2 separate regions of the Homo sapiens genome follow, and region 1 is linked to region 2. Evidence: chromatin loops called from intact Hi-C (ENCODE). Cell type or tissue: dorsolateral prefrontal cortex. All regions are shown on one strand. Each heading gives the region's core, and the rest is flanking DNA. Links, peaks and the distances in the headings are about the cores only.

Region 1 (12,202 bases), core at 3,194-11,193, 300 kb before region 2:
GGAAGAAATGGGAAAATATTCTTTGTTGTTGGATTGGAAGAATCAGTATTGTTCAACTGTCCATACTACCCAAAGCAATCTACAGATTCAGTGCAATCCCTATCAAAATACTAATGACATTCTTCACATAAACAGAAAAAACAATCCCCAAATGTATATGGAACCCCCAAAGACCCACAATAGCCAAAGTTTTCCTAAGCAAAAAGAATAAAACTAGAGGAATCACATTACCTGATTTCAAATTATACTACAGAGCTACAGTAACCAAAACAGCATGGTACTGGCATAAACACAGACACATAGACCAATGTAACAGAATAGAGAACCTGGAAACAGATCCATACACCTACAGTGGACTCATTTTCGACAAGGATGCCAAGAACATATACTAGGGAAAAAACAGTCTCTTCAATAACTGGTACTGGGAAAACTGTATATCCCCATGCAGAAGAATGAAACTAGACCCCTGTCCCTGGCCAGATACAAAAATCAAATAAAAATGAATTAAAGACTTAAATATAAGACCTCTCAAACTATGAAACTACTGCAAGAAAACATTAGGGAAAATCTCCAGGACATAGGTTGGGGCAAATATTTCTTGAGCAATAAATACCCCACAGGAACAGACAACCAAAGTAAACATGGACAAATTGCATCACATCAAGTTTAAAAAGCTCCTGCACACTGCTTCTTGGGCTTTTGGCTAAGATCAAGTATAAAAAAGCACCTGCACAGCAAAGGATACAATCAACAAAGTGAAGAGACAACTCACAGAATGGGAGAAAATATTTGCAAACTACTCATCTGACAACAGATTACTAACCAGAATATATAAGGAGCTCAAACAACTCCAAGGGAAAAAATTGGATAATCGGATCAAAAAATGGGCAATAGATCTGCTTAGACATTTCTCAAATGAAGATATACAAATGGCAAACAGGCATATGAAAAGGTGCTCAACCTCATTGATCATCAGAGAAATGCAAATCAAAACTACAATGAAATACCATCTCACCCCAGTTAAAATGGCTTATATCCAAAAGACAGGCAATAACAAATGTTGGGAGGATGTGGAGAAAAGGGAACCCTTGTACACTGTTGGTGGGAATGTAAATTAGTACAAATACTCTGAAGAACAGTTTGGAGGTTCCTCAAAAAACTAAAAATTGAGCTACCACAGGATGCAGCAATCCCACTGCTGGGTATATACCCAAAAGAAAGGAAATCAATACATTGAAGAGCTATCTGCATTCCCATGTTTGTTGCAGCACTGTTCAGGATAGTCAAGATTTGGAAGCAACCTAAGTGTCTATGAACAGGTGAATGGGTAAAGAAAATGTGGTACATATACACAATGGAATACTATTCAGCTATAAAAAAGAATGAGATCCTGTCATTTGCAACAGGATGGATGGAACTGGAGATCATTATGGTGAGTGAAATAAACCAGGCAAAGAAAAACAAACATCTCATGTTCTCACTTATTTTTGGGATCTAATAATCAAAACAATTGAACTCATTGACATACAGAGTAGAAGGATAGTTACCAGAGGCTGAGAAAGATAATTGGGGGCTTGGGGAAGTGGCCATGGGTACAAAAAAATAGAAAAGATGAATAATACCCACCGTTTGATAGCACAACATGGACACTGTAGTCAATAATTTCATTGTACATTTTAAAATCACAAAAAGAGTACAATTGGATTGTTTGTAACACAAAGAATAAATGATTGAGGGAAGGATGCCCCATTTCCCATGATGTGATTAGTATGCATTGCATGCCTGTATCAAGACATCTCATGTACTCCATAAATATATACACCTATTATGTATCCACAGAAATTAAAAATAACTTTCCCAATTATTTGTAATGGAAAATGGCTGTATTGTCCCACTGAAATTATTTTTTCCTTGGTGCAGAATCTGGGAAAGGCCTCAACTGTGCATCATGGGAAATTGATTTTTAATAATACATCTCTAGTTGTGCACATGATTAGGGACTAACTCATGGTAAGTAAAGTCAGCAGAAACTTCTTCCTCTCACCAGGTTCCTGGGAGGTTGGCTTCTTGATGAGTTAATTGCTCATGGAGTCTGTACCTGAGCCAGTAGAGACAGTCGTGAGGGGTATTTTTGGACATCACAATTTAGAGCTTTCCCTTGGAAGGTGCTGGGTAAGCACCGCTGAAAATTGCCGTTCTTTGGGTGCCCCGTTTCTAGGATATATGTAGACTTTACTTCCTGCCCTGTCTTTTTTTGTTGTTGTTGTTGAGACGGAATCTTGCTCTGTCACCCAGGCTGGCGTGCAGTGGCACGATCTCGGCTCACTGCAACCGCTGCCTCCTGGGTTCAAGCAATTCTCCTGTCTCAGGATCCCATGTAGCTGGGATTACAGGTGCTCACCACCACACATGGCTAATTTTTGTATTTTTAGTAGGGACAGGGTTTCACCATGTTGGCCAGGCTGGTCTCGAACTCCTGACCTCAATTGATCTGCCTGCCTCAGCTTCCCAAAGTGTTGGGATTACAGGCGTGAGCCACCGTGCCAGGCCCTCACTCTGTCTTTAAGACCTTAATCATCTGGATACTGCCTCCAAGTCTTCCCAGCAACATACCTTGTTTCTTTTCTCTTAAGCTCCAACTGCTCCCCCTTTATACATCTGTATTCCTTATGGTAAAATAAACACTAATTATGCTGCACCATGACTATCTGTTATTTTTCCTTGCCTGGAGGAACAGCTCCTTGAGGGCAGGGATCATTTTTTATTATCGTACTCATACCCAGCTACTGCCTGGCATACAATGGATGCTCAAAAAACTTTGCCAAATGAATGAATGAACAGTAGACTTTGTCTAATCTCATGTATGTATTCATACCATTTTCACTTGGAGAAGGTGACTTCTTACAAGTCTTAATGAAAACTTACTTCACCCATTATGTACTAAGGGATCCACGTTTCACTACCTGATGAAATATGCTTCTTAAGGTGTGTACAGTTTTGGCTGCTTTTCAAGCTGGACTTGCTCAATCCGTTAGTCATCTTCCCTGGAGCTAAGTGCTAAAATGTCACAAATTGCAGCTGGTTCCTTGTTTCTTTCCAACATATATCTCTCATTTTACTGTTCAAACTATGTTCTTAGTTAAATGTATACCTGAGAATGACAGAGGCATGTTATGAAGAGGCAACATATGTCCCTAAATGGACCTCTGTCCCTAAATAAACTTGGCGGGTTTTTTTTTAAATCTTTCTTTCAGCCTCATCCTGAAAAACAACCTGATTTCATACTAATTAATAAAAACTGAAATGTTTCAACAGGAGGTTAATTACTAGCTAGGATGAACAAATGCAATAGAAAAACTGCCTCTGAAATACCGGGTAATTGCTGACAAACTGAAAGGACTGTCTGAATTGTAATTTGGACAAGGGAATTGATTTTAATAGGACTTTTGGGTTTTAAAAATTCCTAGTAAAGGGCCGGGCACGGTGGCTGACGCCTGTAATCCCAGCACTTTGAGAGGCCGAGGCAGGCAGATCACGAGGTCAGGAGATCGAGACCATCCTGTGTAACATGGTGAAACCCCGTTTCTACTAAAAATACAAAAAAAAAATTAGTCGGGCCTGGTGGCGGACGCCTGTAGTCCCAGCTACTTGGGAGGCTGAGGCAGGAGAACGGCGTGAACCTGGAAGGCGGAGCTTGCAGTGAGCCGAGATCACACCACTGCACTCCAGCCTGGGTGAGAGCGAGACTCCGTCTCAACAACAACAACAACAAAATTCCTAGTAAAGAATTCAGCTGTCATCCTTATTTTGAAAATTAATCCTAGAGTTAAAGCTAGTTGAGCATTCACTGCCAGGTTGGAAGTGCCGACCAATGAACTTTTTAAGTTAAAAAAAAAGGGGTTATATTAGTATTTAAGTTATGCCAAATATTTTAGATATTAAAGAAAGTTGTATTTACAATTATATTGTTTAATTCTCAATATATTACCAAATATATAGTTTATTTAAAGATGGGAAAAATTAAAATCTACTTATGTTTGAGTTCTAATCCTATTTTGCTATGCAAATCTAATCCTGATTTGCATAGCAAAATCAAGATTAGATTATAATGTTGCTAAATGCAACATTATAATTATGCATTCCACTAAAACTGTGCAATTTGTGAGAAAGTCCTTTCTACTCTCTCTGCTCCTTTTGTTCTTAATTCTAAGGCCAAGTTTTTAGTTTAGATTTTTAAAGTAAAAATGGAACACCTATTCAGTTAAATTTGTTTTTATGTCATAAATCATTACTCGTTGGAACACAATATTCAGTGAAGACTTTTTTTTTTTTTTTGATATGGAGTCTTGCTCTGTCACCAGGCTGGAGTGCAGTGGCATGATCTGGGCTCACTGCAACCTCTGCCTCCCGGGTTCAAGCTACTCCCCTGCCTCAGCCTCCTGAGTAGCTGGAACTACAGGCGCGCGCCACCACGCCCAGCTACATTTTGTATTTTTAGCAGAGACAGGGTTTCACCATGTTGGCCAGAATGGTCTCGATCTCTTGATCTCGTGATTCGCCTGCCTCGGATTCCCAAAGTGCTGGGACTACAGGCGTACGCCACCGTGCCCGGCCTCAGTGTAGATATTTTTTAAAGCCAAGAAAGCCATAAGTATTGCACAAGTTATACACGTACCTGAATTTACATGCACACATAGATATCAGTTCATGGGACTCACTCTCCTGTTTAAGATATGACCAGAGGCTTGTAACGACAATGTAGAATTCTAAGACAGCACAATAAAACAATCATAAACTAACCACTTCCCTTTGCCAAGTTTAGCAAAGTGGATGGAACAGGAAAAAAGATGTTCATGATAATCCTATTTCATATAGATTAAGGCTGGATTAAGGTGCAGCCATTCAGATAAGGGGAGGGGTATTAAATTATCCGAAGGTCTCATTTGGTTACTATTATTTCTTAAGGCTTTTTTAAGGCTAAAGACGGCTGAAAGTCACTGGACACCTTTGTAGCCTTGTCATCTGGTCCTGGCCAGATCTGAGTTGAGAAAAACCAGCCTCAGATCCGCCTCTGCAGGAGTTGGGCGCTCCCCACTCCCTGCACGCCCCGACTCCAACACTGGCTTCAGCTTCAATCCCAGAAAAGTGGATCAAAACGACAGGTTCCACGAACAAACACTGCGCCGGCGCCTCTACTTTGGAGAAAAGGAAAAGGGCGTGAGGTTTCGGTCATTTTTGTCAAAGGAAATCAGATGAAAAGGGGTGTACAAAGGACCAGGTCTCGTGAGCGCAGCCAATCTTGTCCGCTCCCAAGCGACTCAGGCTCTTGGCAGGACTTGCTGTAGAGTCCCAGACGGAGTTAGCCACTGAGTCCTTCAGCGACCCAGGAAATAACAACACTGTTGGCAGGTGGGGGAGGGCGCCCGGGAAGATATCCAATAGTGGCGTCAGGCAAGAGGACAGAAATGCTCCTTTCATTCACCTTTCGAAGCAGAGCATTTGGTCCCCGTTGGCCTCTGACTCTCTGTTGCGGCAATCTAGATGTTACCAGAATTCCCGTGTTTCCTTCATATTCAAAGGCACAGGAAATCTGGGGTGCAAGCGGACTGCTGTCTCTCAAGGAATAGAAGTCTGTGACAAACGTATAGAAATGAGTTTCATGTTGAACAAGATCCGTTTCTGCGTTCCTCCCTCATCCAGCCTTGATTCTCCAGATGCTTACCAACTTCTTAATATTTACCTCAACTGCAAGGCTTTCAACCGGCGCTTTTGTTAGAATACTACTATCTTCCCATTAAAGCAATGTCCACACTCAGTTTGCTTGGTGAAAATGTTAATAACGCACACTTAGAAAAACGGTGATAACCGTTGCTTGCATAAAGTGGCCATTTGAATAGACTTTGGATCTGATTTAGAGATTTAGGGATGGATGTTTTAAAAAAAGCAAAAGTAGTAACAGACTATAGCATTGGTAATGTGTGTGTGCATATATACATATTATTTTTAAAAAAATAAAGTTCGATTATTTCACCTGGCTTGTCAGTCACCTATGCAGGCGTCTGAGCCCCCGGGTTTCCAGGAGCCCCCCGTATAAGGACCCCAGGGACTCCTCTCCCCACGCGGCCGGGCCGCCCGCCCGGCCCCCAGCCCGGAGAGCTGCCACCGACCCCCTCAACGTCCCAAGCCCCAGCTCTGTCGCCCGCGTTCCTTCCTCTTCCTGGGCCACAATCTTGGCTTTCCCGGGCCGGCTTCACGCAGTTGCGCAGGAGCCCGCGGGGGAAGACCTCTCGTGGGGACCTCGAGCACGACGTGCGACCCTAAATCCCCACATCTCCTCTGCCGCCTCGCAGGCCACATGCACCGGGAGCCGGGCGGGGCAGGCGCGGCCCGCAAGGACCCCCGCGATGGAGACGCAACACTGCCGCGACTGCACTTGGGGCAGCCCCGCCGCGTCCCAGCCGCCTCCCGGCAGGAAGCGTAGGTGTGTGAGCCGACCCGGAGCGAGCCGCGCCCTCGGGCCAGCGTGGGCAGGGCGCCGCAGCCTGCGCAGCCCCGAGGACCCCGCGTCGCTCTCCCGAGCCAGGGTTCTCAGGAGCGGGCCGCGCAGGAGACGTTAGAGGGGGTTGTTAGCGGCTGTTGGGAGAACGGGTCACGGAAACAGTCCCTTCCAAAGCCGGGGCCATCGTGGGGTGGGCGAGTCCGCCCTCCCAGGCCGGGGGCGCGGACCAGAGGGGACGTGTGCAGACGGCCGCGGTCAGCCCCACCTCGCCCGGGCGGAGACGCACAGCTGGAGCTGGAGGGCCGTCGCCCGTTGGGCCCTCAGGGGCCTGAACGCCCAGGGGTCGCGGCGAGTCCACCCGGAGCGAGTCAGGTGAGCAGGTCGCCATGGCGATGCGGCCCCGGAGAGCGCACGCCTGCCGCGGTCGGCATGGAAACGCTCCCGCTAGGTCCGGGGGCGCCGCTGATTGGCCGATTCAACAGACGCGGGTGGGCAGCTCAGCCGCATCGCTAAGCCCGGCCGCCTCCCAGGCTGGAATCCCTCGACACTTGGTCCTTCCCGCCCCGCCCTTCCGTGCCCTGCCCTTCCCTGCCCTTCCCCGCCCTGCCCCGCCCGGCCCGGCCCGGCCCTGCCCAACCCTGCCCCGCCCTGCCCCGCCCAGCCGGCCACCTCTTAACCGCGATCCTCCAGTGCACTTGCCAGTTGTTCCGGACACATAGAAAGATAACGACGGGAAGAGCGGGGCCCGCTTTGGGGTCCAGGCAGGTTTTGGGGCCTCCTGTCTGGTGGGAGGAGGCCGCAGCGCAGCACCCTGCTCGTCACTTGGGATGGAGACCGGCTTTCCCGCAATCATGTACCCTGGATCTTTTATTGGGGGCTGGGGAGAAGAGTATCTCAGCTGGGAAGGACCGGGGCTCCCAGATTTCGTCTTCCAGGTAACGTGGGTTTAGTATCCCGACTTGGAGGCTTGTCAGAATGTTTCTCTCCTTCCAGCCCAACACGAAGTCTTGGGATAAAAAGCCTCCCTCAGGGATTCAAATAACTGTTTTGATTCAGAGCAACTTTGATCGCCTGTGCGGTCGCACCTGCCCTTTCAGCCCCAATAATTACTGGGAAGATCAGCAATTGGTGTTAGTCCCATTGCTTGGTGCTCTCCCTCCTAGAGGTTCGCTGTGTCCTTGGAGCCCGGGGTGGACGGAATCGACTAAACAGCTTGTCTGTTTCTCTTTCCCTGGTAGCAGCAGCCCGTGGAGTCTGAAGCAATGCACTGCAGCAACCCCAAGAGTGGAGTTGTGCTGGCTACAGTGGCCCGAGGTCCCGATGCTTGTCAGATACTCACCAGAGCCCCGCTGGGCCAGGATCCCCCGCAGAGGACAGTGCTAGGGCTGCTAACTGCAAATGGGCAGTACAGGAGGACCTGTGGCCAGGTAATGACTCAGACGCATTGAGAATGATGCTTGTGGAGAACAGCTCTCCTGCTTTGGTGCCAGGTGCTTTTCTCTTGCCCTTGTACCTACAACTCCCCCTGAGTATTACAACCCTGGAATCTGGACTACAGGAAAGTTGATTGATTTATTTTCTTTCTTTCTTTCTTTCTTTCTTTCTTTCTTTCTTTCTTTCTTTCTTTCTTTCTTTCTTTCTTTCTTTCGTTCTTTCTTTCTTTCTTTTCTTTCTCTTTCTTTCCTTCTTTCTTTTTCTTTGTTTCTCTTCCTTCTTCCTTTCCTTTTTTTTTCTTTCCTTTCCTTTCCTTCTTTTTTTTTTTTTGAGACGGAGTTTCGCTCTTGTCGCCAGGCTGGAGTGCAGTGACGCGATCTCGGCTCACTGCAACCTCCACCTCCCGGGTTCAAGCGATTCTCCTGCCTCAGCCTCCCGAGTAGCTGGGATTTCAGGCACCCACCACCACGCCCGGCTAATTTTTGTGTTTTTAGTAGAGATGGGATTTCACCATGTTGGCCAGGCTGGTCACCAACTCCTGACCTCAGGTGACCCGCCCACCTCGGCCTCCCAAAGTGTTGGGATTACAGGCGTCAGCCACGGTGGCAGGCCAGTTGATTTCTTAAGATCACCTTGAGGGGTTCGGTTTTCAGCTAGAAATAGTGATTAGTTTTCTTTGTTATTTTTTCCACTATCAAGGAAATAGGTCTAGGAACTGTTTGGGTTATGTATATTAAAGTAATTTAAGGGCTGGGCTAAAAGGAAATGTGAATGCTTCCAAATAAACTGTGGAACTGGGGTTCCTCCAGGTTAGAGCAGTGTTCACATTGATGCAGGCTGTGCCTAAAGCAAACCTGGATAATCTTGGCTGTGTTCATTGCGGATAGTGTTAAAATCAGGATTAGATCAGGCTAGATTAGATTACTCCAAAATGGGTGCTTTGAAGGCAGACATCTTCCCAGTACTGACTAAGCAGCTATGCTAACAGGTAATGGTCCCTCAGATATTAGTTGTGTGAACTTAACTGATCATAGATACCTTAACCAGACTGAAAACTATACCTTTCCTATTTCATAAGTGAGAAAATCTGAAAGGTTTAAGCCTCTGCCAAAAGAAAGCTATGGTAGAAACTAGATTAGAAGCCTCTCATCTACTGACTCTTCACATGCTCTGTTCAAAGCTTTGGAGAAAATTGAGTGGAAGTGGTTTTAACAAATTTTAATTTGCTTAGCAATGTTTGCTTTTTAAAACTTAACGCCTGAGACTTGGTTCTTATGAATTGTCAGTTGTGCCTGTGTTGAATGGTCGCATTTTAAATTCCCAGTTGCTAACCTCTTATGTTACCTGGTGCCACTTCTGCATTTCCCTGTACCTATCCTCTACAACCTGCTTAGAAATCTATTTTGTACCTTCCCTTCTCTGTTTAATCCTCAGTAACCTCCTCCTTCATGCCCAGTCTCAGCTGATCACTTTGTATCTTATTTTCCTAAAAATATAGAAGCAAGCAGAAGAGAATCTCCACATGTCCCTGTGTGCCATATAATCTGCCATCTACATCCTGTTATGTGACTGCTATGTCCCTGCTGTCATGAGAGGTGCCCCCCCCCCCGCGCCATGCGTACAATATACTCGTGTCTTCTTGCTTCTTCAAGGATGTTACTCTAGCCACTTTTCTTTCTCTCATGAGTTTTTTCTTTTCTACTGGGCCAAATCTGTAAGCATACAAATATATTGCCATTTTCCCATCTTAAAAACCTTTCAACTAAACGCTCCCTCTGAGTATTACAACCCTGGAATCTGGACCACAGGGAAGAAGTTGACTTTGTAAAATCACCTTGACCGGTCCCTTTTTCAGCTAGAAATGGTGACGAATTTTCTTTGTTAGTTTTCCAATATCAAGGAAATAGGTCTAGGAGCTGTTTGCATTATGTCGATTAAAGTAATTTAAGTGCTTAAAGAAATTTAAGTAATGGGACAGAAGCTATCCCATTTAAAGCCACATATCTTGAGAGTTTGTCGTATCTTGACATATATAATGTTGCCTTTCCCACTAACATGTAAGCTCCATCCAGGTGTTGATTTAGGTTGTCATGTTCACTGTTGTGTGTCCATTACTTTGAACAGACCTGGGCCTGGCCAGGATGGCACACATTGTTTGTTGGATGAATGTTCTCTGTCTCTAGTTCTTTTCCTGCTCTATTTGGACTCAATTCATAGTCTTTTCCTTCCTCGACTGATCAGCATTATTTGACATGGCTGATCATTATTTTTTCCTTGAAATAATTTCTTCTCATTCAGCTTGTAGAACACCACTCTCTCCAAGTTTTCTACCTAGCTCATTGGCCACTGTTTGATATTCTAATTGTTACTTATATATATAGTCTGTACAAGTTAGAGTGCCCTAGGACCTAGTCTTTGATCTAAATCTTGCACTCACTCCCTTAGTAGCCTCTTAGTCTCCTAGCATTAAACACTCTCTATTTGGTGATGACTGATATTTCTATCTCTGGCCTGGGCCTCTGAGGTTTATTGCAGGCTCACATATTCAGGAGCCTACTTGGCATCTCCACTTAGGTCATATAATAAGCAACGTATAAAACGAAACACCCATCCTTTTCCCTACTCCCAGACTGCTCTTCCCAAGTCTTCCTTGTCTCAGTAAATGGAGTAGCCATCCTTTCTGTTATTTAGCCTCCAAACCTTTGTCTTCCTCGATTCTTATTTTTCTCTCACCCCACATCTAATCTTATGAGAAAATATTATTAACTCTACTTTTTAAATGTCTAGAACTATTTTGCTCTTCATGGTTTACAATTACTTCCCTGGTTCAAATCCCTATTGTGTCTCACTTAGAATTTTCAAGTTTTGTAATTGATTGGCTTACTTACTCTCCACCTGTGCACAGCCAGAATCATCCTTTTAAGAAATGAAAAGATTATGCCACTCCTTTGCCCAAAATTCCAGTGGCTCCTGTCTCTGAATAAAAGCCAATTCTTAGATCAGCCTTGGCAAGTGAACAAAAACAAAATAATAGTAATGAAAACTAATCCTTAATTGGCCTATGGTAAGTGCTTCATGATTGGCCTCTTTTTTCTTTCTGTCCTCATGGCCTATATGACTGTCTCACTCTGCTCTGTTTGCTCCTACTGTGTCTTTTCTAGTTTGTTTCAGTCTTCTTCCACAGACTAGAATATAAACTCCATCAAGGTAGTTCTTTTTAAACATTTTGTTCACTGCTAAATTCTGGGCACGAGAAAAGCTTCTAGCACATAGTAGATACTCAGTAAATATTTGTTTATTAAATATATGTCCCAGCCTATGGACACAGTATCTATGTAGCAAGAGTCAAACCTGGCAGTAACTTGGAGCTGTGGTTGTAGCAAGAGTCAAACTTCGCAGTAACTTGGTTATCTGGTTACAGTAACTTATGATTGTGACTCTTTGTTGTCTTTGTGATTTCCCCCCAATTACTACCATAAGTGTTCGTTTTCTTACAGACATAAGTCACCTATTTAACTTGATAAATAAAAGGGAGAGTTATGGAACCACCTACTAACTTAGAAGTAGCCTTCAACAGTACACACCAAGATACATTATAAACAAAATGTTAATGTGGTAGACAGAGCTGGCATTTGCGTAAATATAGCTCAGGTTCATAGAGCTGCCCACCTGCCCTGATTCAGCTGACATTCATGCCATCTGGCATGGCTCACCTTAATATGCAACAGTGTTTGATGCATTATGCTTGTTCACTGTGGCGGCACCACAGTTGTTCCCATTGTTCATGTTATAAGAATAGAGAAAAAGGAGAAGTGACTAAGAAATTTCCCCAAGAGTAAATGCATTATGTCATACGTAAAGGTTCTGTGGCTTGTAAGAGAATTTAGCAGCATCAGTTTCCAAAATCGTGTTTCTTAATAAGTGGATATAAAATGGAAACATTATAGGGGCCTTCTGGCTAAAAAGTTATTTATTTAAGGAGGGGAATTGTAGGAACTCAGTCACTGCATCAAGAGTTATGCTGACTACTTATAAAATCTCATGATGCTATAAATATGAAAGCCAATTTACAGTTTTCCCTTTATATGTGGTACCCATTTCATTTTGGAAGAGAGCTATAGGTTTTCTTTTTTCTACAATCTTGAGTTTCCTTTGATACATATGTGAGGTAGATTAAAATTTTAGGTAGCTCTTTCTCCAAATATCAAATGTAGACAAAGATAAGGGGGGAAAAATTACACTTTTGAAGACCTTTTTTTTTTGGAATTA
Region 2 (12,202 bases), core at 1,433-9,432:
ATTTACACCTTAAAAAATCAACACTAGATTCCTTCTTTATTATTCTAAAAATTAGCATATAGTTCTAGTTTTAATTCAATTGTGTTTAAAAATAGAAATCAACTTATTTTTACATGTTTTAGCTTCACTTTTCAGAATAAAATTCCAATAAAATCTTTTCTCCACTACTTCCTATGAAACTTTGGCCTATTTTCAGTGAATTCACTTTCTGGTATCATAGTTTTCTGCTATAGAAGATGTTCTGTACCTCATGGGAACATCAGTGCCATTGCTGTAAAATGTCCTCCTGAAATATTGATGTTATTTGTTGGGTATGGATCTCTTTGTGGCCCTCAAAAATTCATATGTTAAATCCCTAACTCCCAGTGTACAATATTTGGAGACAGGGCCTTTAGGGAGACAATTAAGGTTAAATGATGTCATGAGAGTGAGGCCCTGATCCTATAGGACTGGTGTCCTTACAAGAAGAGGAAGAGACACAAGGGGTGGGCACAGAGAAAAGACCATGTGAGAGCACAGCAAAAAGCACCAGCTGCAAGCCAGGAAGACCAGACTCACCAGAAACCCATCTGCCAGCACCTTGACCTTGGACTTCGAGCCTCCAAGACTGTGAGGAAATAAATTCCTATTGTTTTTTTAAGCCACCTGCCTGTGGTATTTTGTGTGGAATCCAAGCTGACTAATAGAGGGTTCAATTACATTATTTAACAAGGGGGCTGTTCTTAGCATCTATGAGTTACATTTTATTGAGGGTTTCTTGTATCCTAGACCCTACTGAATATTTAAGAAATGTGATCTCATTTCGTCCTCACAGAGCCTCAGAAAGTAACATCACTGTCTACATTTACAAGTGAGGAAACAGAGGCAACGAAAGATGACTGTCAGTCACTTGTGTAGGGTCATCTAGCTGGGAAATGGTGAACAAAGCCAAAATTCAAACCAGTCTGTCTCCCCAGCAGTGGTACTTAGCTCTGTCTGTGAATCAGAATCACTGACGAACTATATAAACAATGATGCCTGGGTCCTAGCCCCAGAGATTCTGATGCCATTGGTCTCGTATATCCCGATTTGCTAAAGCTCCCCAGCTGTATCAGTAATCTGTTGCTGCAAAATGAATTACCACAGACTTAATGGATTAAAATAATGGCAGATCTACTATCCAACAGTTTTTGTGGGCTAGGAATCTGAGCACAGCCTAATAGAGTCCTCTGCACAAGGCTGTGATTCAATTGTCAGCCAGGGCTGTGGTCTCATCAGAGATTTCGTAGTGAAACGATCTTTGTTTAAGCTCCCTCAGGGACTAAGTTCTCCATTTCCTTCATGGCCATCAGCACTCTTTACTCCTGGAAGCTGCCCACAGTTCCCTTAAGAAGGAGTCTTATACAACACAATGTAATCATAGAAGTGATTCATGTCAACTTCACCATAAAATGTAACCTAACTAAGGGAGTGACATCTCAATGCCTTTTCCATATTCCACTGGGCATGACTCATTAGGGGTCACCTTAGAGTGTATTTGTCGCACAGGTGATTTTAATGCACCATCAAGATTGAGAATCACAGCTCTAAAGCATTTTGCTCTATTTCTTTTCCACTAGAAATAGTGCAAATTTGAAATTCATAGCTTTTACATTTTTTTCTTACCACTCAATTTTAAATGGCATGGAAAATGAACAGAAAAGAAAAATGCTGTCCTCTCTAGTTATGATTACATACATGAAATTGTCACTATTCAACAATTTTTGACCTACAAAAACAGTAGTCTTATATGGTTCAATAGGATAATAATATTACTTTTCCCTGATAAACTATGTGCCTGAAAAATGCCTAGATGTGGTTACAGGTTCAGGTAGAAAAAATTAGAGGCAACTTATTCTCAACTACTGGCATAATTTTAGCAATTCCACAGCAAATCTAAAACATCTGACATTCTGTCTATAAAATATAGTCACATTTTCCAAATGGATTTCAGTAATACTGGAAAGCTTAGAAAATACAACTATTCTTTTATGAATCGCCAACACTTTTCCGTAGAAACAAAATTTAAATGATTTTCAGTTTGAGATATTTACAAAGGTAATATTATGGGTTAAGAACTGCTTTCGCAGAAATGAGAAAAAATGGCAAAAATAAGTCTCAGTGTTGTCTAAGAAGAAAACGTAAATTTAGACTGAGCATTTTCATTATGAAGTACTCAACCACATCTGCTGTGAAAATTCTCTGGGGTGGGTAGGCTCTAACTTCCTGGGGGTAAGCACTGGCTATTGCTGTCTGGGGGAAGCTGAATTCGAAGACAGTGACTCTAATTTACCTACGTGGCAATTTGCCTATTCAAAATGGTCTCCCAGAATTTCTCCCAGGAAGAATTAAAAGCAGTGAATTCACCACTCCTGGACCCAACTGAAATATCAGAATCAGTGGGTATGTTATGAGTTCAATTTCAAAGCAGAAAAGCCTTATTTTGGAAATGTGACTATTTTAGGGGCATTAAAAGAGAAATCTAAGAATGTTTTCTTTGCCTAGTGAAATGTGCAACTTCCTATAAAAATATCCCAGGCCCAGGCCTTCAGTTTTCTCACGCAAGGACACCTGGCCTTTGGAGAGGTTATGGTACTCTGGTGACAGAAGAGTCTATAACATAAAGAACCCAGTACTCTCTGGGGAGTTTTTTACTCTGAGAATACACAGCAGTTTTCTCCCACTTACAAATACTCTAAGACTGTGCCACCCAGCCTGGTAGCCACGAACCACATATGACTCTTAATCACCTGAAATGGGGCTAGTCTGAATGAAGATGCGCTAGAAAGGTAAAATACATACCAGAACATACCAGATTTCTAAGACTGTTCAAAAAAAGAAAAATATTTTATTAATAATGTCCATATCGTTAATATGTTAATATGATAATATCCTATCATTGATGATATATTAGGTTAAATAAAATATGTAACTAAAATTCATTTTACTAGTCTTTTTTTAACGTGGCCTCTAGAAAATTTAGAATTACATGTGCCATGCAGTGTATTTCTATTAGACATTGAAAACCCACTCTGTTCTTTACCAGTGAGGTCAGACTGAACCCAGCAGTCTTGCTGGCTCAGAAGGTCTGAGCTGGAACTTCAGATGTTGGATACTGAAATGAAGGGTTGCACCACAGAGCAACAGAAGGATTTATCCAGGTATCAGGCAAAGAAACAGACAAATAAATCACGAGGGCCAGGTTTCCATGAGTGTTTCAGGAGGAAAGTTGTGGTTCTGAAAGTGTGGTCTTTAGACCAGCAGCGTTGCTCATGGACTCACTGAGCATCACCATGGAACTGGTCGGACATGCCAATCCTCAGGCTTCATCCTCCACCGAGTCAGAAATTCTGGGGGTGGGAGCCAGTAGTGTGGGGTTTAACAAGCCCTCTAGGTGATTCTGATGCACCCTCAAATTTTAGAACCCCTGTTATAGCTCATTGAAAATCCCACCTGCCCTGTAGGTTGGAATTAGTTAACACTCCATTTCACAGGTGATATAGTTTGGATGTTTGTCCCCACTCAAGTCTCATGTTGAAATGTAGACCCTCATGTTGGAGGTGGGGCCTGGTGGGAAGTGTTTGGATCATGGGGGTGGATCCCTGATGAGTGGCTTAGGCCATCCCTTGGTGATAAGTGAGTTCACATGAGATCTGGTTGCTTAAAGGTGTGTGGCACCTCCCCCTACCTTTCTCTTGCTCCTGCTCTCACCATGTGACGTGCCTGCTCCCCCTTCACCTTCTGTCATGAGTACAAGCTCCCTGAGGCCTAATCAGAAGCAGATGGCAGTTCTATACTATCTGTACAGCCTGTGAACTGTGAGCCAATTAAACCTCTTTTCTTTATAAATTACCCAGTCTCGGATATTTCTTTTTTTTTTTTTTTTTTTTTCTGAGACAGAGTCTTGCTCTGTCGCCCAGGCTGGAGTGCAGTGGCGCCATCTCGGCTCACTGCAAGCTCCGCCTCCTGGGTTCACACCATTCTCCTGCCTCAGCCTCCCGAGTAGCTGGGACTACAGGTGCCCACCACCATGCCCGTCTAATTTTTTGTATTTTTAATAGAGACGGGGTTTCACCGTGTTAGCCAGGATGGTCTCTATCTCCTGACCTCGTGATCCACCTGCCTCGGCCTCCCAAAGTGCTGGGATTACAGGCGTGAGCCACCACACCCGGCCCAGGTATTTCTTTATAGCAATGCAAGAACAGCCAATACAACATGTGAGGAAACTGCGTGATAAAGAAAGAAATAAAGAAACTTGCCCTTATTACACAGCTATTAAGTGGCAAAGAAATCAAGCTTTCAACCCCAATGTTTATAATCCTAGAGTTGATACTCTTTATCAGATGTCAGCTCAATGAGAAAAACAAAAAGTCAGAGGAGAAACAAATCTAGATAAGTGGCTGTTAAACTTCATAGGGACTCTAACCAGAAAATTTGAGGACGCTCTAGTTGCCTCCCTGCAAAAATGCACTTTTATACAACACTGATACAATTTCAGGCTGCCCCTTGACCCATTGGAGGTTCTGCCTGCAGCCAATTTTATCATGCCTAATTGAGAGCTCCAGATTGGATGATGAGTCACTCTTCATAGTGAAGTAGTACTCCTTACACGAATAGGGTTTCATGTGTCTAATGCTTCCTACTAAACATATACTGAAGGAAAAAAGTTGATCTGAGATATTACAGATATTATTGTCTTAGCTGCCTTAACCAAATGCCGTAGACTGGGTGGCTTAACAACAGACACTTAGTCCTCACGGTTCTGGAGGCTGGAAGTCTGAGATCCTGGAGCCATCATGGTCAGGTTCTGGTGAAGGCTACCTGCCTGGTGGCAGATGGTACACTTCTTGCTGTGTCCTCACATGGCAGAGAGCAAGCTCTGAGGCCTCTTCCTCTTCTCATGAGGACATAATCCATCAGGAGGCCCACTTTTATGACCTCATCTAAACCTAAAGATCACCCAGAGCCCCCATCTCCAAATGCATTGGGGGTTAGAGCTTTGACATATGAATTTAGGGAGGTAAAATTCAGTCCATAGCAGATGGATGAGAACTATGTTTCTTCTGTTTGCTTAAGAAGGAACAAAATACTCATTAGTGGCTTATAACCCAACTGGCTCTAAGTGGAGGGAGGTACCAGACTGATTTTGAAATCTGCAAAGGGCAGGGTCTCCATGGGAAGGGAGGGCCACAGACATTGGTCACACTGAGCAGTAATGTCAAAGCACTGCTACAAAACAGGTAAAGGACCTTGCTAATACCGTCTGTCTTTCCTGTTTGAAGATGATACTAATAACAGTAATTTCTACCTGTGATAGCTTTGGGAGCAAATTAGGCTGAAAAAATTGACATATAATGAATGTCCCTTTGTGTTTGTAGTACAGAGGGTATTGGCAGAGCCTGAAGCTGTTTGATAAGCACAGCACAGCTCACTATTAACTTTAGCTGGAACATTTATAATTTAGTCTCAGACAATGGCGATCAAGTGCTTGGGGATGGGGATGAAGGCGAGGAGGCTAGTCTCTTTTTATCAAGCTGCAAAAAGAAAGCTAAACACTTATTCCTTCATAAAAGGAAAAAATAGGTTATCTTGAAATGTATTGGCAATTCTTTATTGTTTCTTTAATAAGTAATTCTACATTTAAGAAGATAGGAAAATATTTAAGGGTGACTACATACCCGCTGTTCATTTGGCATTTATTTAATGCCTTGAAAGAATAGGCATTCTCATATAAATGCGTTGAGTTCTGAAAGTTTGTACTTAGGCAAATAAAATTTTCCATAAAATTATAAATAATTTTATGTTATACATAATTATCTATATTCATATAAATACATTCATATATGTGTGTATATGTGGCTTTTTAAAAGTATTAAAATATATTTTAATTTTTTGCTTTTGGAATCATCCTGCAAACCTAACCATTATTTATGACATTTTTATGGGGGAAATGCAATTAATGTTAGAAACCTATATAAACCTACCCCTGGCAAAAGAGGAGACCTTCACTATCTTCTATGACTCTGTAAAGCAGAGAAGGGATTTTTGTTCTCCACCAGCTCTGGTGGAAGCAGTTTTCCTTTCCTCTGGCAGCTATTTTTGCAAGTGGAAAGGAATTCGCCCCCTGGTGGTGACCACATATTAACATGAAATATTTATAAATCGAGTTTTTATGTGTTACAAACTGCTTATGCATGCCTTCATTTGCCCACCCTGAGATTTTCTTGTAAATATTTATATGTCCCAAAGCTTTTAGGGCATCAGCTCGCATCCGAAAGAGGCTCTGCAAGTTTTCTGTGTAATTATTAGGGACATCAACTCTTTACTAACTATTGAACAAGAATAGATGACTTATTCTTGCAAGCTCCCAGGATATAATCATAAGCAAAAGTGTTTTTCTTCCAATATGAGTGCACCATCATAACTGTGCTCTAAGGTGGGTCCCAATAGTATTACTAAATTTCTAACAAACTAGTCCCTAAGTTGGAATTTCTGTAACACACACACACACACACACACACACACACACACACACGTTCTATCTATCAAATTTGATGGACAAGGTAAACTGATCTTGTCATTCCCCAGATACAATTTTCACTGCCCACAATTTTCACATTGCCTTTTTTATGGTCTTCCTTTAGCCGTGCTCTCTAGAAGAAATTCCCTTTTTCTTTCTATATTGCCTTAAATTTCATGGTCCAACATCCCCTTTCTCTAGCAACATGAAGTATTTATTCTTTCTCTTTCCTGAGATATATTGTGAACCTAGAAAATGCAAAGCTGAATAATGTGATCTCTCCTGTATTAAAAAAGGAAAAAGAACTTTTCTGCCTGAATTACCCTGCCTGGACTATATAATTAGCACCTTCTTATACATTATCTTGTCTCTAATTTTTAATTCCACACATTTCAAAACTTTATTATATAATGTCATATTAAGGTATTTCTAAATTAGAGTATATGCTCCTTCTGAGCAGAAAAATTTCTTACGCATCTTATACGGGTTGTGCATGCCTAATCTGAAGACCCAAATTCTGAAACGCTCCAAAATCTGAATGTTCTTGGGCACTGACTTGACACCACAAGCAGAAAGTTCCACACATAAGTACTTAGCACAAGCTTTGTTTTATGCACAAAATATTAAACATATCATATAAAATTACCTTCAGGCTATGCATATAAGGTGTATATGAAATGTAAATAAATTTTGTGTTTAGATTTAAGTCCGATCTCCAAGATATTACGTATATGCAAATACTCAAAATCTGAAAATACTGAAATCTGAAACACAGTCACAAGCATTTTAGATAAGGGATACTCAACTTGCACTTAATTTTTCATTCATTACTTCACTTCAGGGATTGTTTACCACATTTGTTCATTCATTTATCTAATTCACTCATTCAGTTAGCATCTATGAAACGTGAATGAGACACTGTTGATATCATTGGGTCCATGGGGCCTAAGGGCTATTTCCATAATGTGTGCTCAACAAATACCCGTGGAGTAAATAACCCACTCTCTTACCCAGTCCTGATTTTCATTATCTGTGAGCTGGAAAGCTAGTTGCTATGAAACAGAACAAAGGTAGCTGCAAAAAGATGTTTTCCGACATCCTGATATAATGACCCTGACTCTGCCTCAGTTAAATACAAATCCCTTCTGTCTAGCTGAGATCTCAGTATATGTGTCCACCAAGTGGCCTCACGGGAAAAGCAGGAACCCTGAGGAATAGAAGTGGTGATATTTGTGCCTGAAAGCGTCTGCCTTTCACTGTGAATGAAGCATGAGGCAGTGTCATCTGCCGAGAGAAAGGAAATGTCATCAGGGAGGTTGGGGCTTAAGGAAGAGGGAAGAATCCCTGGGAAGAAAGCAAGAGGCTGTTCCCTGGAGAATCGCCAAAGGATAGCTTTGAGCATTTCACTGAGATTGGAGACCAAAAGTATGTGGTGACAACGACCTGTGATTTCCTCCAACAACATTCAGTACCTGCTTCAAGGGACAGAAAAGGCCAGTTTTACATTAACCATGGTCAGAACACAGCAGGGTGATACCACTGGCAGAAATGAAGGCCCAGGCAGGAGAACAGTTTGAGAGATGCTCCCTCGTTTCTAGCCAGGGATGGAATAGAAGGAAGCGAAGCAATGAGGGGAATGGGAGCTTGGGAACCAAAGGACTCGCTGGGCATGGTGGGTAAAAGCTGGAGAACCAAAAGGCTGTGGTCACAGGTTATTTTCATATTGACCTTTGCAACTTCAGAAATGAAGTTGTTCTTGGTGAGAATGAAGTTGAGGATGGATAGCTCATGTAGAATAGAAGTAAAAGTGAAACGTTAAGGAGACCAAGTTAAAGTCTGGATGGATTCTTCACCAGAATATTAATACTATCTATAATTATGGCAGGAGTTCTGGAAGCCAGGCCTTCTGTGAATTAGATGGCAAAATCTTCAATAAATGAAGGTTGATAGGATGGGGAGAGTGGGATAGTCACACAGCCATGAAACTCAAAAACATAGAAAAATGCAGGGAATTTTGCCCCTTAGTAAAGTTTAATTGGTTTATAGTTTGGTTCATTCTGTAAAGCAGCTTATCTATTTAATAACTCAGGAAGCATAAGCATGGTTGGTAAATATATCAAAACTATGTAAATTCAGAAATAAATACTTAGAAAAAGCTTACAGTTTTATTCTGTGGTTTTCTAATGAAAGGCAATTTACCAGCCATTATGCATTTCCTATCTCATTTGAAAATAACACAGACTGACATTTTACTAATTCATTATGACTGATCAAAATCATATTTTGTTTTATCTAAGGTTTGGATAGCATTTAAGTGTTGTACTGGGATGCTTGTTTAGAAGGATTATGCCCAAGATTAATTTTTTAAATGACTGGATGTGAACATGTTCTCTTTCTGCACCACTTCTCATTCAACTTAGAATGCAAAGTACAAATCTTATTGCAACCTAACAAAATTCCTTGAGAGTTAAGAGTCTGGTTTCAAAACTGAGAAAATGTCATACAGAGTGTTTTAAACTTAAAGCAAAAGGATAGTGTGTGAATTCAAAGCGATAACGGTAAATGCTAGACATTAGCAAGTCTTTACTTCCTCGTCAAATACATGAGGAAGTGTAATCTATAGAACCTCATTATCTCTAGTTTGTGAGAAAGGCCATGGAGGAAACTACCACCTCCATCATTTATACCCCTTTAAATTCTCAAAAGTATCTCTTGACTTACCTACATAATAATTAGGTTGCTATTGAGACATGTTTGTTCTCAACCAGGCGATGACCAGGGAGGATCAAGGCCGACAGCTATATTCCCAAGGTATAAAGCGCAGGAGGGATGCAGCAAAGAAAGCCCCTTGAATTTAAGTCAGGGCATTTCGGTTGGGGGTGGGCAGCTTTGGGGAGTAATGGGACCAGGAAGAAGGAAGGGTTGTAGGACAGAAGGGTTGGATGGTGACCTGGTTCTGGCTGGTGCTCTCAGGGTTTCCACAGGCCTATCCTAAAGTCAAGGATAGGCCCTTGACCATACCAGTCTTCCCAGGTGATAACATTATACTCCCATGCTTCAGCCACAAGCCCAACCCCACTCCTGCCCTTCTAGGCAAGTTTCCTTCTCATCCATTACATGCCAGGGATGTCACTCTCATGAATAATTTCACAGAATATATTAGTTGTGTCCTATGTATACTAAATGTAAAATGTCTCTTAGGCCTCAACCCCTTTCTATAAATTGGGACAATAACTCCCCACTGCACTTTCTGCTACTCTCCACTGGACAGACAGTTGCAGCTTTTTGTGCAGTGCCAGCCGCATTCATGTAACACCATTGTAAAGGTTGAAGTCAATAGATTTGGCAGTATTAGGTGTCTGGTTACAGGGCTCCTTTCAACACTGGCAAAATGAACATTATTGCCACCAATGATCCCTTCATTGTTTTCAACTACATGGTCCTCATGTTCCAAGTTGATTCCACTATGTCAAGTTCAATGGAATCTTTAAGGATAGGAATGGGACGCTCATCATCAGTGGGAAGCCCATTTCTATCTTCCAGGAAACAGGTCCCACCAACCTCCAATGGGGTGATGTTGGTATGGGGGCCCCTGGTGTCATCACTATCTTCAAGAAGATTGGGGTTCACTTAAAGGTGAAGTCACAAAAGTCCTCATCGCTGCTTCTTCTGCTGATTCCCCCATGTGTGCAAGGAGAGTGAACCATGAGAAACATAAGCATTCCCTCAAGACTATCAGCAACAACACCTGAACCACCAACTGTGCAGCCCTCCTCCCCAAGAACATCCATGGAACTCTCCCAGCAGGGAGGACCTCACTGTTATAAACAATGCCATCAGTGCCACTCACAGACTGTGGATGGTCCTTCTGGCAAACCATGGTGCAGTGGTCATCGTGCTGCCCAGAGCAGCATCCTCACCATCACTGGCACGGCCAAGACTGTCATGAATCTGACTTGCCACCTTGAGAACATTGCCAAGTACAATGACATCAAGAATGTGGTGAAGCAGGTGATGGGGGCTTCCGAAGAGCCTCCTGAGCAACATTGAAGACTAGATTGTCTCCCATGACTCTAATAGTGTAACGCTGTGGATGCAGGGCCTGGCTTCACCCTCAATGACCACTTTGTTAAGCTTTTTAGTATGAATTTGATTATAGTAATCAGGTCTCCCGAGGAGTAAGATAGCCTTGTTTCAAGGCTATTGAAACAAGTCCAATAGCCTTGAGGTACAAAGAGAGAGAGATTCCATCACTGGGAAGTCTTTGCCTTGCCTCCACCCCCCAATACACTGAGAAACTCCCATCCTCAACACAGTTTCCACTCCAAGCCCCTGAAAAACCCTACCTTGTCGTGTACCATCAGGACCATTAATACCATACTCTACACTCAGATGAGGGAAATCTACATGAGCTCCCCACTGAGAATCACTTCTGAGCTCTCTAGTATGGCCTATCCCTTCCTAGTTAATCTCAGGTCTTCTGTCCTCACCACTAACCACTTATCCAACCCAGCACCATATATATCAGCCATACTGGGCTATTTGCTGTATTTTATCAACTCTGCGTTGGTGACTACTGTTGCCCTTGTTCTAATGTTCTTTCTCTCATACTGGCAAGCCTGATAAATGATAGATAATCTTGAAAATGGGGTAGTGGAGAAAGGCCTTGATAATAAGAAGTTAGTAGCATGTAATTACCCACGGATAAGTAAATCACTGATGATTGTTGGTTGTGAAATAGCTAAACACATGATGCTACCTGAGAGACATGACCCAAATGTCACTTTTTCTCCAGTGTTTTCTCGGCCCTATTTCTCCACCTCCCCCAAAAATATCTTCCTGCCAAAATTAATTATTTCTTCCTCTACTTTCGTGAGAAAACCAAGGCCATCATTTATGAGTTCTTTCATTTTCCATTCTCATTTCTTTTTTTAATGGTTCTTCAAATTGTGTTTCTTAATTTTACAATGCACCATTTCTTCCATGCAATGGACGAAAATCTGATACTGAACCACAGAGCATTGCAGTTGTGCCCAACCATAGAGCATTGCAGTTGTGCCCAAAGGCTGTGGTAACAGAAGGGTGACTTAAAGCAAAGTATTGGCAGAAGGTTAAGCACAGGGCCTGGTAAATGCCTGTCAGGGGCAGATGCGTAAGAAGTGTCCTCAATTCCCCTTTGTAGGACCTCACAGCCATGCTGAGTTCTCTTGGGTTTTTCAGGTGGAAGGGGTTCTATAAACTTCTTTACACCGACATAAGGCCTACCCCCAATATTTGTCTGATTTTTTTCACCTCATCCTCCACCCTAGCCATCTCATCAAATTCTCTGATCATCTTCCCATTGCTCAAATGCATATCATGTATGGCCTTCTTATATTCCTTGAGGCATGAGCCAGCCCCCGGTTGGCTTTCTTTTGGCTTTCCTGGGTACAATGTCCTCAGTGGGGGGCTTCCCTGCAGCCTTTGTTTCCCCCTCTGACTCTCCTCCTTTTGGCTTTCCTTTGCTCTCTGGCTTCTCCTTATTCTTTAGCATTTTCCTCATCTTCCGCCTTTCTCTTGTTTTCTATCTTTCCATCATTTTCTAATTTTTCCTGGTTTTCCAGGGTACAAGCTGCTTCCAGGTTTCCTTCCTCCTGTGCTTGTTCTTCATTTTCCCTTTCCTTG

Evidence for each region. A loop is a pair of places that touch in the nucleus more often than their neighbours do. Peaks named below come from ENCODE experiments on the same cell type or tissue, not always from the same donor. Only the 100,000 strongest peaks of a DNase experiment are listed, where the experiment ranks them.
Region 1: a loop joins it to region 2, with 2.4 times the contacts of the local background. A loop is called at or near these places in 56 of 110 quality-filtered maps.

What each region holds. Positions count from the first base shown.
Region 1 is chr13:36,425,296-36,437,497 of GRCh38, forward strand. It overlaps CCNA1 (cyclin A1), which reads left to right and starts at 7,200. Exons shown (of 9, transcript NM_001413923.1): 1 at 7,200-7,434; 2 at 7,738-7,926. The coding sequence starts at 7,762. RefSeq lists silencers at 6,504-6,573, 6,854-6,903, 6,934-7,093 and an enhancer at 12,194-12,202. In dorsolateral prefrontal cortex, for the core only: no CTCF peak of the experiment used is centred there; DNase peaks (open chromatin) are centred at 5,343, 6,946 and 7,777; H3K4me3 peaks cover 3,270 bases; H3K27ac peaks cover 607 bases; H3K27me3 peaks cover 2,555 bases.
Region 2 is chr13:36,730,183-36,742,384 of GRCh38, forward strand. All of the region lies in intron 3 of LOC102723490 (a long non-coding RNA gene), which reads right to left. It also overlaps the pseudogene GAPDHP34 and the pseudogene TCEAL4P1. Among named protein-coding and RNA genes, the nearest start is that of SERTM1, 62 kb to the left of the region's middle. In dorsolateral prefrontal cortex, for the core only: CTCF peaks have their summits at 6,132 (motif pointing left) and 6,332; a DNase peak (open chromatin) is centred at 6,129.